Linked DNA regions of Homo sapiens: region 2 is linked to region 1. Evidence: chromatin contacts called from ENCODE Hi-C or POLR2A ChIA-PET data. All regions are on one chromosome and are shown on one strand. The core of a region is the stretch at or near the end of the contact, and the rest is flanking DNA. Distances in the headings are between cores, read along the strand shown. Region 1 holds the start of CCDC7 (coiled-coil domain containing 7). Region 2 holds the start of ARHGAP12 (Rho GTPase activating protein 12).

Evidence for each region. Hi-C counts contacts between places; a loop is a spot of excess contacts on that map. ChIA-PET counts read pairs that join two places held with the same protein, here RNA polymerase II (POLR2A). Pooled maps may share reads with other maps.
Region 2: a map of B cell shows a loop between it and region 1 (15-fold over the local background). The contact joins the promoter of ARHGAP12 here to the promoter of CCDC7 in region 1. A Hi-C loop is called at or near these places in 5 of 168 maps with a recorded cell type or tissue (B cell, CD4-positive, alpha-beta T cell, CD8-positive, alpha-beta T cell and 2 more), 5 of 37 single-sample maps with no recorded cell type and 15 of 50 pooled maps. POLR2A ChIA-PET finds 5 or more read pairs at or near these places in 1 of 52 experiments (Panc1).

The regions. Positions count from the first base shown.
Region 1 is chr10:32,442,382-32,448,006 of GRCh38, reverse strand. CCDC7 (coiled-coil domain containing 7) reads right to left here and starts at 1,867. Exons shown (of 44, transcript NM_001395015.1): 1 at 1,610-1,867. It overlaps LOC101929431 (a long non-coding RNA gene), which reads left to right and starts at 1,951. Exons shown (of 3, transcript NR_120660.1): 1 at 1,951-2,394. RefSeq lists a silencer at 1,697-1,926 and an enhancer at 1,997-2,316.
Region 2 is chr10:31,925,541-31,931,782 of GRCh38, reverse strand. It overlaps ARHGAP12 (Rho GTPase activating protein 12), which reads left to right and starts at 2,952. Exons shown (of 20, transcript NM_018287.7): 1 at 2,952-3,100. It overlaps LOC107984219 (a long non-coding RNA gene), which reads right to left. Exons shown (of 3, transcript XR_001747415.2): 1 at 3,740-6,242; 2 at 2,961-3,121. RefSeq lists a silencer at 2,781-3,280.

The DNA.
Region 1 (5,625 bases), core at 618-3,117:
ACAATGCTCTCTTGGAAATTACTGATGATAATAGTAAATAAACACATTATAGAACTTGAACCAAAGCCCCTGCAAAATATTCCCTTTTACATTTTTCGTTTTTTTGAGACAGAGTTTCGCTCTTGTCGCCCAGGCTGGAGTACAATGGCACAATCTTGCTCACTGCAAACTTTGCCTCCCAGGTTCAAGCGATTCTCCTGCCTCAGCCTCCCAAGTAGCTGGGATTACAGGTGCCCACTGCCACGTCCGGCTAATTTTTGTATTTTTAATAGTGACAGGGTTTCACCACGTTGGCCAAGCTGGTCTCGAACTTCTGACCTCAGGTGATCCTCCCACCTCAGCCTCCCAAAGTGCTGGGATTACACGCCTGAGCCACTGTGCGCCCTGCTCCCTTTTACATTTTTCTCATGCCGATTGTGACACGATGCTTTCAGTAAAAATTAATGATACAAGCAAAATGATGCAGAAACCAAGATTAAATTTACAAAATTGAAAAGCCTCAAAAGAATTCTGAATAAATTACATTGCCAAAGAAACTCCATCAAAACCTTCAGGTCCAAGCAAACATCAAAAATTCCATCAAAACCATCAGGACCAGGAAACAGGACGTAAGAAGAGTGGCCAATGAGCCAATAAGTAAAACCAAAAGGTTATATATACATAGAAAGCAAGGAAAAGAAAATATCACCAAGGACCGAGTGATGAACTACGTCAAATGCTGAGTCAAGTAAAATGAAGACTAAGCTGACACTGGATTTGGCAACATGGAGGTAGGTCATTTGTAACCTGAAGAACGGCAACAATTTCAGTAGAATGATCGAGGTAAATATCTGACTTACCGTTCAAAAGAGAGGAAGTAGGAACAATGAATTGAATATAAGCACTGTAGAGAAATTTTACTATAAAAGGGAGTAAAGAAATACAGTATTACTAGAAGAAAACATGGTCAAGAGGAAAGTTCGATGGAAAAAAGAACAAGTGTATATGCTGTTATGGATTGCATTGTGTCCTCTCTCCCCAAAAAAGTGTGAGGGAGGGAGGGAGGGAGGGAGGGAGGGAGGAAGGGAAGAGGGGAAGGAAGGAAGGGAGGGAGGGAGGGAGGCAGGCAGGCAGGCAGGCAGGCAACGCTCACTTGGTGCAAAAAAAAAGAACCTGACAAATGCTCCGATGAAGTTCACATAAATACAAAAATAGTCACACGCAATGAATACTCGTATTAGCAAGCAAATATTTAAGGACTTTACATATTTAATTCATTTATCCCTCCTAACAATGCTAGGAAGTGGATGTCAGCATTACTTCGCCCAAGTGCATCCGTCCCTTTCCGCCACCACGACAAATGTTTTCTGGTTTCATCCTTCAAGGATTAACTTACATTCATTTCAAATCCTTTAATGATAAAGTGTACAAAATAGAGGAGAGCGGCAGGGGTTGGCAGGGGACGTAGGGAAAGGATGATTTGCCTTCGATCCTACATCCTGCATAAAAAGCAGCACAACCGCCACGGAGGCAGCCAGGCAGCGGGAAAACTAAGTGCAAAGCCAGGACTCTCCCGAAACCCTCAGGTCCTGCTAAGGGAGCCGCTCCCGAGGCTCCCCGCCCTGTGTACCTGCTGAGACTGTGGGAAGTCGGGTGACTGGGCGGTTTGGCCTTGCTGGCTCTAAGGTGAAAAACTATTTGCCTGAGGAAGATGACAATTCCGAGCCTGCCAGACTTCCTTCGAGACGGAAGCCTGAAAACTCCTCAGACTCCAGCACCTCCCTTTTACAAACTGACGTTTGTGCTGAAAGAAAAGGCCCGGCCTCTGCGCCCCCGGGCGGCAGCAAAGACCGCCGGGCACCCGCCGCCGGCGCCGGATGGGGCCGTTGAAGCCACGTCCCAGGCGCCCGACGCCACGACGCCTTGGCGCCGCCGGCGTCGCTGACGCTGCGAGCGTGAGCTGCGCGCCGAGAGCGGAAGAGGAGACGCAGTTTGGCGGCTGTGGGGATTTGCCGGAAGGTTAATAATGTCCATGGGCACATCGGCCTCCTCCTTTCTTATTCTCTCCCAAGTGTAATTCCAGGACGCCCCCTGAGCGCAGATTCATCCAGGCATTTGGCCTAGAGGCCCGCGGAGGAGAAATAAAGTACAGGCCTGGTAGGACCTTTGAGAACCTGGGCTTCAGCTACAAAACCAGAGCCCCAGTCCTTCATCTGCTGTCTCCTCAAGCTCTTTTCAGTGTATTGTGGAGTTCATTACCACTCTAAGCTCGCACGGAAGTGTACACCAGCTTCGTGATCTTAAAAGCAAAACAAAATCAAATGGACTAGGAATTAACTTGAAGCAGAGTTGTGACACTTAAGTGGTTTCTTGCCATCAGTTTCCACGCACTGCTTTAAGATGCAATTTTACAAGGTAGAGTTTTTTAGATAATTTGACCTCAAGAAATATATTAATTTTGTCTTTAAGTTGAACGAAGTAAAATGTTTTTAATATTTTAAAATATTAATTGATACAATTTAACTGTTAATAATGCCTGTGTGTAAATGAAAGGAATAGGAAAGATGGAACTAAAACTAAAAACCAGGAGGTTTAAAGGAGACCTTAGATTTGACTTAGTAGATTTCAACTATTTTCTAAAACTCTGAAAATTCATTATATCTAATTATTTCTAATTTTCCAGTAAAATCTGAATGCCTCACAAGAGATTCCTGAAAATTTATCAGCTCCCAAGAGCTGGTGTAGGCTAGCTCCATCACACCACTAGGAGTTACCATTGGGGTTGCCTGGAAAGGGAAAACAACACATCTTCTGGTGTACCAGAAATGTTCTGTCTTCTGCTCTTTCTGGGTGTGTTCAAAAATTCATGAAGGCAGGCTGGGCGTGGTGGCTCGCACCTGTAATCCCAGCACTTTGGGAGCCTGAGGCAGTGCATCACTCGAGGTCAGGAGTTCGAGACTAGCCTGGCCAACATGGTGAAACCCCATCTCTACTAAAAATACAAAAATTAGCCGGGCGTGATGGCGGGTGCCTGTAATCCCAGCTACTTAGGAGGCTGAGGCAGGAGAATCACTTGAACCCAGGAGGTGGAGGTTGCAGTGAGCCGAGATTGTGCCATTGCGCTCCAGCCTGGGCAACAGAGCGAGACTCCATCTAAAAAAGAAAAAAAAAAAAAAACATGAAGGCATATGCTTATTTATGCACTTTTCAGTATGTGTGTTTTATGTCAGTAACAAAGAAAATGTACATATAAATGATCAGATTTATTAAGCTTTCCACCAACAATTTTTTATTTTTTAAAGTTGGCAATAAAATTAAGAAAGTAGTTTAGAAAGAATTGAATTGCTAAATTCCAAATCTCCCAAAACCGTTGTAAATGAAAGGGATAGGAAAGATAGAACTAAAAGTCAGGAGAGATTAAAGAAGACCTTAGATTTGACAAAGCCAATTTCAGTTATTTTCTAGAACCCTGAAAATAGATTACATCTAGTCATTTCTAATTTTGTTGGTAAAATCTTAACGGTCAAGTTGTCAAGTTAGCATACATTAGCAAAACTCTCAGCATGAGTCTAGCCAAAAGTTCACCATTCATATCTGTGGCCTTAATAGCACAGCTAAGAACCACAGAAAAGTTATCAGTGCTGACAATGTAAAGCAAAGAAGTTTAAAAAGTTAATAAATTTAAGCATGTAATATCAAATTTTGCAGTGGTTTGAGTCTGTGACATGAATCGATTATTCTTTGAAAACAAACAATACTTATGAATAGAGAGGAACTTTTTCATCTGATGAAGGACATCTGTGAACTATCTCCAGCTAACATCATTTTCAATAGTGAAAAATTGATTTTTCCTTAAGATTGGAAGGAGGCAAGGATATTTGCTCTCACTATGTCTATTCAGTATTATACTGGAGGTCTTAACAAGTGCAATAAGGCAAGAAAAAGAAATAAAGGCATAATGATTTCAATGAAAGAAATAAAGCTGTATTCCCAGACAACATACAATTTCCAGACATCTACAATGAAAACTATATAACATTACTGAGAGAAATTAAAGAAGATCCAAATTAATGGAGATTATGTACCATATTAATGGATTAGAAGACCCAATATTGCTAAAATGTCAACTTTTTAAGTCTATGTCTATCAATATTTATCTACACATTAAATGCGTTTATGATCAAAATCCAAGAAGATTATTTTCTAGAAATTGGGAAAATAATTTTGCAATTTATATGGAAATGAAAAAGGCTAGAGCCAAAACAATCTTGAAAAAAATAAGCAAATATTTAAATGACATATACTACAGGTTTTCAAGAGTTATAAAGTTATAGTAAAATAGTATATTACACGAAGTTAGACAAAAATGGAACAAATAGAGGGTTAAGAAATATATCCACATATATAAAGTCAATTGATTTTAAACAGTGCCAGTGCACTTCAATGGGGAAAGAAAAATCTTTCCAACAATGAAAATGAAAGCTGATATCATTGAGAGAAAAAAAATTATCCATGACCCCTGCCTCGTGCCATACCTGAAAGTTAATTTAAATTAAATCATAGACTTTGTGCCATGGACACATACCATACATATTATCCTTCAAGGGATAATGTGAAGGGTTCTGCTTCCAGCCAAGATGGAGTAACAGCAACTGGGTTTATGTGAAGGGTTCTGCTTCCAGCCAAGATGGAGTAACAGCAACTGGGTTTATCCTCCTGTCTGGAATAAGTAAAGAATCAGACAAAATATATGAAACAATGAATTTTTATACCTCGGTTATCAGATAATGATAATGACCCCTGCATAACAGGAAACAAATTTAAGATGATCCCTATTATTTCCTAAGCTTACTCCCTGAAGACAGGTGGTTCCAAGTCATGATACAAAGAACAGAAAACCCAGGCAGCTTCTAGCGGTCTCTGAGTTGAGGGAAGGAGGTGTCCAGGAAGGCCAAGGAAGCTAGAGTTCAAAGGAGAGAATCCGAGAGAAGAAATTAAAGAACAAAGAGAGCTCCATAAATCTTCAGGGGACCCCTTTAGTCTTCAACTGGGTAATGATCACTGTATACATGTATGAAAACTATCCATGGCCAGGGAAAGAACCACGTGGAAGCATGATAGGATATGACACTCAGTGCCATGATAGGATATGATACTCAGTGCTCAGAATATTTCATGTTACCACCAGCTAGAGTCAAAAGTTTTATAATTTAAGGGGCAGTGAGTAAAGTGCTCAAAAGGGTTTTGCCTCAGGAAGGGTTCAAAAACAGTCTTACACTAAACACTCCTCTGGACCTGTCAAACAAAGCTTAAAAGTAAGATCTGAAAGGATTGAATGTTTCCAGTAACTTAGCTGAGACCCAAAACACAGCTCAAGAATATTTATAGGCATACAAAACCTTCCAGCACTCAATAAGATAAAAAGTTACAGTGATAACTACAAAAAATTGCTGAGAGAAAATAAAAAGACCTAAATAAATGAAGATACACTGTGTTCATGAATCAGAAGATTTAATAATGTTAGGATGTCAGTTCTCCCCAAATTGATCTATAAATCCAATGCAATTCCATTGAAACTACCATCAGGCTTTTGTGAAGCAATTTGCAACCTGACGCTAAAGTTCATTTGGAAATAGGAAGGATCTG
Region 2 (6,242 bases), core at 1,703-4,202, 520 kb after region 1:
TCCTACTTCAGCCTCTGGAGTAGCTGAGACCACAGGCACACACCACCATGCCTGGCTATTTTTTTTTTTTTGTATTTTCATTAGAGATGGGGTCTTGCCATGTTGCCCAGGTTGGTCTTGAATTCCTGAGCTCAAGCAATCTGCCCGCCTCAGCCTCCCAAAGTGCTGGGATTATAGGCATGAGCCACTGCACCCAGCCTCCTTGATATGTTTATTTTACTCAGGTAAACTTTTATAAAACAGAAGAAGCCTGAATGTTTTAATAACAACAACAACAACAAAAAGATGCCAGAAAAATTTTAAACATTTTCACTATTTGAATAGATAAAACATTCTGAAATTTTGAATATCAAAAAGTTTAAATATGAATACAATGAAGTCTATTTCTTATGCTTTCCATCTACTGTGTTCTCATACCTCATGTTACTTTGTCCTAGTTTAATGCATATACAATTTAATACAATATTCTGTACCGTATTTCTGTGTTTTTCACTTAACAAAAAAATCTTGGAGATCTTAATGTTAAAACAAAGAACTTTCTGTTTTTTTGATTAACAGCTGCACAATGTTCAAACATATGGCTCTATCATAATTTAACTAGTATCCTGTTGATAGATACTTAGCTTGTTTCCAATCTTTTGCTATTCTCAACAATAAGAAACACCTTGTTATTTCTTATGTGTGGAAACATCTGTGGCATAAATCCCTGGAAATGAAATTCAAGGCTCCGAGTATATATGCATTTGTAATTTTAATACATACTGCCAAATTCCTGTTTCTTTATAGCCCAGCCAAAGTAGTGATGCCAGATATAATTTTGTTTTTTCATTTAAAAATATATAATGAAAAGTAGGTTACTTATTAAAGAACTAGGAAGAAAGTAGGACAAGTTTATGCAAAGTACAGACTACATTTTCACCTAAAAATACATTTAACAGGAATCTATTGTGCATCTACCGTATGCCAAGTGCTTTTAGGCACTTGGGATATACACACAAACAAATCAGACTCAAATCTCTGCCTGTGTGTGGAGCTTATATTTCAGTTCTACATTTTGGAACTCTCTGCTACTTCATAAGAAGCCAGTTAAATGTCAAAATCCTGAAAATGATCTGTTGAAATCCTGAGCACAGGCGCCAGACATATGCTACAAGTGTTATTTAAAAACTAACTAGAGGCAGTGTTACATATGATCATAGCTCTCCATCAGGTTCTTTTAAAACAACACACTAGCGAGAAAGCTCTTTTTATCCGCCTCCATCTGCTGTTGGTGGTGATCAGCATACTGTGGGCATTGTGGTATCATCCGAGATTAGGCTGTGAAATAGGAAGTGGGGTTACAGGCAGATCCGCAAGTGTATGCAAACTGTTGAGTTCTATCTCTTGCTAAAACCAAGGGTGCCCAATTCAGGTTTGGAGAGTAGGGAAAGTAAGGTTATCAGCGCATTCCTATCAGGGTCGTTTTCTTTTTTGCACTGCTCTTGTTCTGGTTTTATAAGGAGAACACAAGCAGAGTCTATGGAAAATAGTTGCCAAAGCATACAGGAAATACTCCTTATACTGAACAAATGCAAGAAAACAGAACGGGTTAGAAACCGAGGGAGACAAAAAGGCAGTGGGTGCCAAGGACTGTGAAAAGCAAATGCAACGATAGAGACAGCACAGTCTCAGGCTTATTTTTCAAAAATTCTCATTGTAAGCCTCTTTCCTTTCTAAATGGAGACTATCTTAACACTTTAGCTCGCATTAGACTTAATTTAATAAGAAGGTTGTAAACCACAGCTGTTAAAGTCTTGCCACTGCCCTACCGGATTCTTCGCATCCTGTAAGGCACAATTCGGAGTTCAGCTGGTTGATAAGGAAGCCAGGCATTGTGGCATCTTCAAGTACGAAGTGAAGCACAGGAAAGAGCCAACTCCGGAGAGTAGCTCTTCATTGCTTGAATCATACATATGCTTGTTTTTTCCCCCCTCTCCTTTCTGGTCTCTATTATTAACAAATATTTCATCCTGGCACAACAGGCACAATCAACAACTGGTTAAGGAATGAGTAGTTACTGAAGTCCCAACGCCTCTCAGTTATTTTTCTCACACTCACTGTATTCTAGACCTAGAAGCCAGCTCTCATTTGAAAGCTGAGGTTCAGAAGGGTGAAGTGCCAATAAATGGCAGAAGCCAGGTCTCTTTCCTGATTCCCATTCCAGCTGAGCTCCTCCTGCCACTGGATCACCATCAAAGACCTGCCAAAGCTGTTACTTCCGGGTTCGGTGCTGCCACAGTGCAAACGGGGATGACTTTGGACAATGACCCTGTGGCCCCCGCAGGGCTCGCACCCTCAGGCCCGTGGAAGGCTAAATGCTGACGGACTGGTTCTGCCCTGGAGCGGCTCTCCGCGTCCCAGGGGTCTCCTCAGTCCCGAGTGTGCACAGCGGGTCCTGCCACGTACCCTGGCGACCCCAGCAATGGACTCAGTGCCCCGGGTCCCTTTCCGTCTCCCTCAGGCGGCGTGCAGCACTTTTTCGGGTGTCCCAGTGGAATTTCCGGGCCCGTGAACGACTGACCCACGCCCGGCCGCAGCTCCAGGGGCCGACGAAGGGAGCGCTAGGGCCCACGGCAGGGCCGTCTTTGCCCGGGCTCCATTCCTGCCACCCTGGCGCTATGTCCGCCCTTCCCTGGTTTTCCCTACGAGCGTTTTTTTAACGCTTCCCACTCCTTGTTTACAAAGTGCTGAGCCCCCTTGACCGCAGGCTCCCGCGCCGGCCCGAGTTCCCACACCGTACGCTGGCTGCCCCCTATTCGGATCCCCGCCGGGCGCCGCACCCCCTAGCCACCCCAGACCGTCCCGGAGACCCGCGCCCGCCCAGCTCGCCCGGGCCATCACGTGAGCCTCCCGCCCCGCCCCCGCGCGTCACGTGAGCCCCGCCCCCGCGCCGGCGCGCTCCGACGTGCCCTGTAACTTACCCTCCCTCAGAGGCCAGCCTGCGGGGACGGGCCGGCCGCGGCCGTAGCCGTGTGAACGCTCTTCGGGCTCGCGTCGTCGACCCGCAGCCGCGGGGCGGACTAAGAAGGGAGCCGCCTGCTGCGAGGCCGCCGGGCTCCCGGTGAGGTGCAGGGCGCGGGTCCTGGCGGACGGAGGGCAGGTTGGCGAGGCGCTGCACAAAGGCGCGCCGGGGCCGGGCTGTGCCCGCCGAGGGCGGTGGAGTCGGGGGGAGGCGTGTGCGGGAGGCGCGGCGGCGGCGGCGGCGGCGCCGCGGAGGTGCGCGCAAAGGGAGGTCGGGCGCGCAGCGAGGGGCTCTGGGCGCGGGGGTTAGGCGCCGAGGGGGAGGGGGCCGGCGCAGCCTATTGGCTGACGTGGGCGAGAGGGTTTAAATGGCCCGAAGTTGTGGCTTCTCTGCCCCCTGGGTTTCCTGACTTCCTGTGTGAGGGCAGCGCCCGCCCGCCCCGCCCCCAGGGAGGAGAGTGTGAGGGTGCGCGGGTGTGTGTGTGAGTGCGGGAGAGTGCGCGCGTGTGTGCACAAGGCGGGTGTGTGCGTGTCTATGTGCAAAAGGCGGGTGTGTGCGCGCGCGTGTGTCTGCAAAAGGCGGGTGTGTGTGTGTGTGTGTGTGTGTGCGCAAAAGGCCGGCCCGGCCCCTCCCGCGCCCTGGGCCCACTCCCTAATCGCGGTGGGGCTTGCAGGCCTCCACCCACCCGGGGAGCCCACCCGGGGAATCCACCTGGGGCGTCCCTCGAGGACTGTTGACCTTAAACCGGACACTTTCTTCTTTGCGGTCTTTCCCGGTGCCCTGCCCCTGCTGGATGGACGTGCATTCGCTCCCCTCCAGCTTATCTGGGCGGAATCTCCTCAAAGTCCTTGAATTGAAAAATCCTCTTTACCAGCGTGCAGCCCGCCTCCCATCTCAGGGGAGCTGGTTGTCTTCTCAGAACGGCTGTCCTTTACGCGTTGCTATCTTAAGTGACTGCAGACCCTTTGAGAAGAAATGGCCACACGGTCTTCGTTAGAGAAAAAGGCACGCCCTTCAGCTTTCGAGGCGTGTGATGTTTTCCTTTTGACTGCAGCTGCAGTTTTGTAAATGTATTTTCAAAGGCTAAAGCACGACGTTGAAAGTACACCTTTATCGAAAGTTTTAATGTCATCCCAAGTGGAGTGTTTGTTGTGGATAGAGGCTTTTAGCACTCTAATAACACGATTGGTTGTGGCTGGCTTTTGGGTTAATCATGACATTGAGAAGTAGATTTTATCGACTATTTAGGCATGCGTTCCTAAAGGGAGGTGGTGGAGGAAGGAAGGCTCACTCGGGTTCTGATTCAGGTTCTGCCACCCGACTTCTAGAGGTTAGACCTTGGGAGACTCCGGGTGTTTCAATGGAAGTGTTAAAAATAAGTATCTAGCCCCTAGCCACGCCTCTTTCATACTTAAAAGTCGGGAACGATGGCCTAGATGTGTGTGTACTTGCCCATATCGCCTTTTCTTTATCTGTAGGAGGGTGTTTTACAGAATCGGTCATCTTCCTCTACCTCCTCTGGTCTGAATAGGCATTTTGGCTATTTTTATTTTGCCTTGGAAACGTTTCAGAGCTGGGTTTTGAGAGCCCAAAGCAGGCAGTGAAAGCGTGACCCCCACCCATGCCACCTGACGAGCCAGACCGTCTGCGCACATATGTGCGACCCCTGGTTGCATGCGGCTCCACTGTTCTAAAAGTGTTTCTCTGTGGGGGAAAAAGAAACCCCAGAAGTGTAATATAATGTGTGTATGTATATTTATGCGCCAATATTTGTTGATAGATTTCTGTTCGTACTTCATCAAGCTGGAGAAGACTGATGACTCATTGATTGTTAAGATAATGCCGTCTGTATAGTTAGTTATATATATATTAGTTGTTCATATATAATTATCAATACATTGCATCTCTTTCGGTTTTATATTTGCTAATACCAGTTGTTTCGAGGTGCAAATGAAAATAGATTAAGTGCTGTAGAAAAACAGCATGTTACTTGTAGTTAATCATTTGACTTTTCTTTAATTAGAAAGAATCTGCTCAGTGGTTTTTTAGTAGGCTGATAGAAAGTGAACTTTACAAATTTTTAAGTACTCTACGTAAGTGATATTACTGAAAATAATACGGGTGATTAAAATTTTTAAATGGAGTAAAAACTAAATAGTGGTGATCTGTTTAACCATTAAACAGTAGTACTAATATTTTACTTACCTGAGAAAATGGGCATCACAGTTTTACAATAAATCATGGGAGAGAAAAGTGAAATTAAACTTTTGTCCTGTATTTAACAATTTTGGCTAGAATTGCAAATATGCACTATTTTGTAGTATGAATCAGATGTGAAAGGTGTCGTAGTACGACATAGCATCACTGTACTTCAAATCGGGCTTTTCAGATTACCTCTTTTGAGGAACCTATTGGGCCACTATCCTTGTGGTTTTTTTTTTTTTTCTTCAGTTAGCTGGCCCCGGCTCATTGGTATATGGCTTTGCTGTGATTCAGCCATTTCCCTATTACTTTCATTGACTTCATGGACTTAATGAATATTCTGCAGTTTCGTTTTGTAATTGATTAGCTCTTTAATTGAACTGAACTGCCAAATGGTGTAGTCTCTAAGCCTCCTTCCCCTGTTGATAATCTAGTGCTTCTCAAATTTTAACGTGCATAGGAATCACCTGCACTTCTAATATCCACTTGGTCATATGGATGCTGTTCTGCCAGACCACAGACCACTGCTGTCCAATAGAAATGTAATGCCTATATAAATTACTTGTGCTTAAAGTTTCTAGTATTCACATTATAAAAAGTAAGCACGTGGAAAAAAAGTGAAATAAATGAATATATTTTACTTAGTATATTCACAATATCATTTTAACATGTAATAGGAAAATTATTAATGAGATATTTTATGTTCTTTACATTGGACCAGGTTTTTTGAAATATCAAGTGTGTTTTACACTTAGAGCATTTCTCAATTTGCATTAGGCACATTTGACTAGTGACTGCTGTATCGAACAACAGTTTTGGAGTCTAAAAGTGTAGACCAATGTTACTCTTAGTGTATTTTCAGATTGGCCTCATCAGCAATCCTTGAGAATGTAAATTTTAGGGCCCCACCTCATACCGGTTGTTGTTAGAATATCTAGGGCTAGAGCCTGTAATCTGTGGTTTGAAAACGCTCTGGGATATGGCTATACAATGTATATGTGGTATTCTGGATGGGACCCTGGAACAGAAAAAGGACATT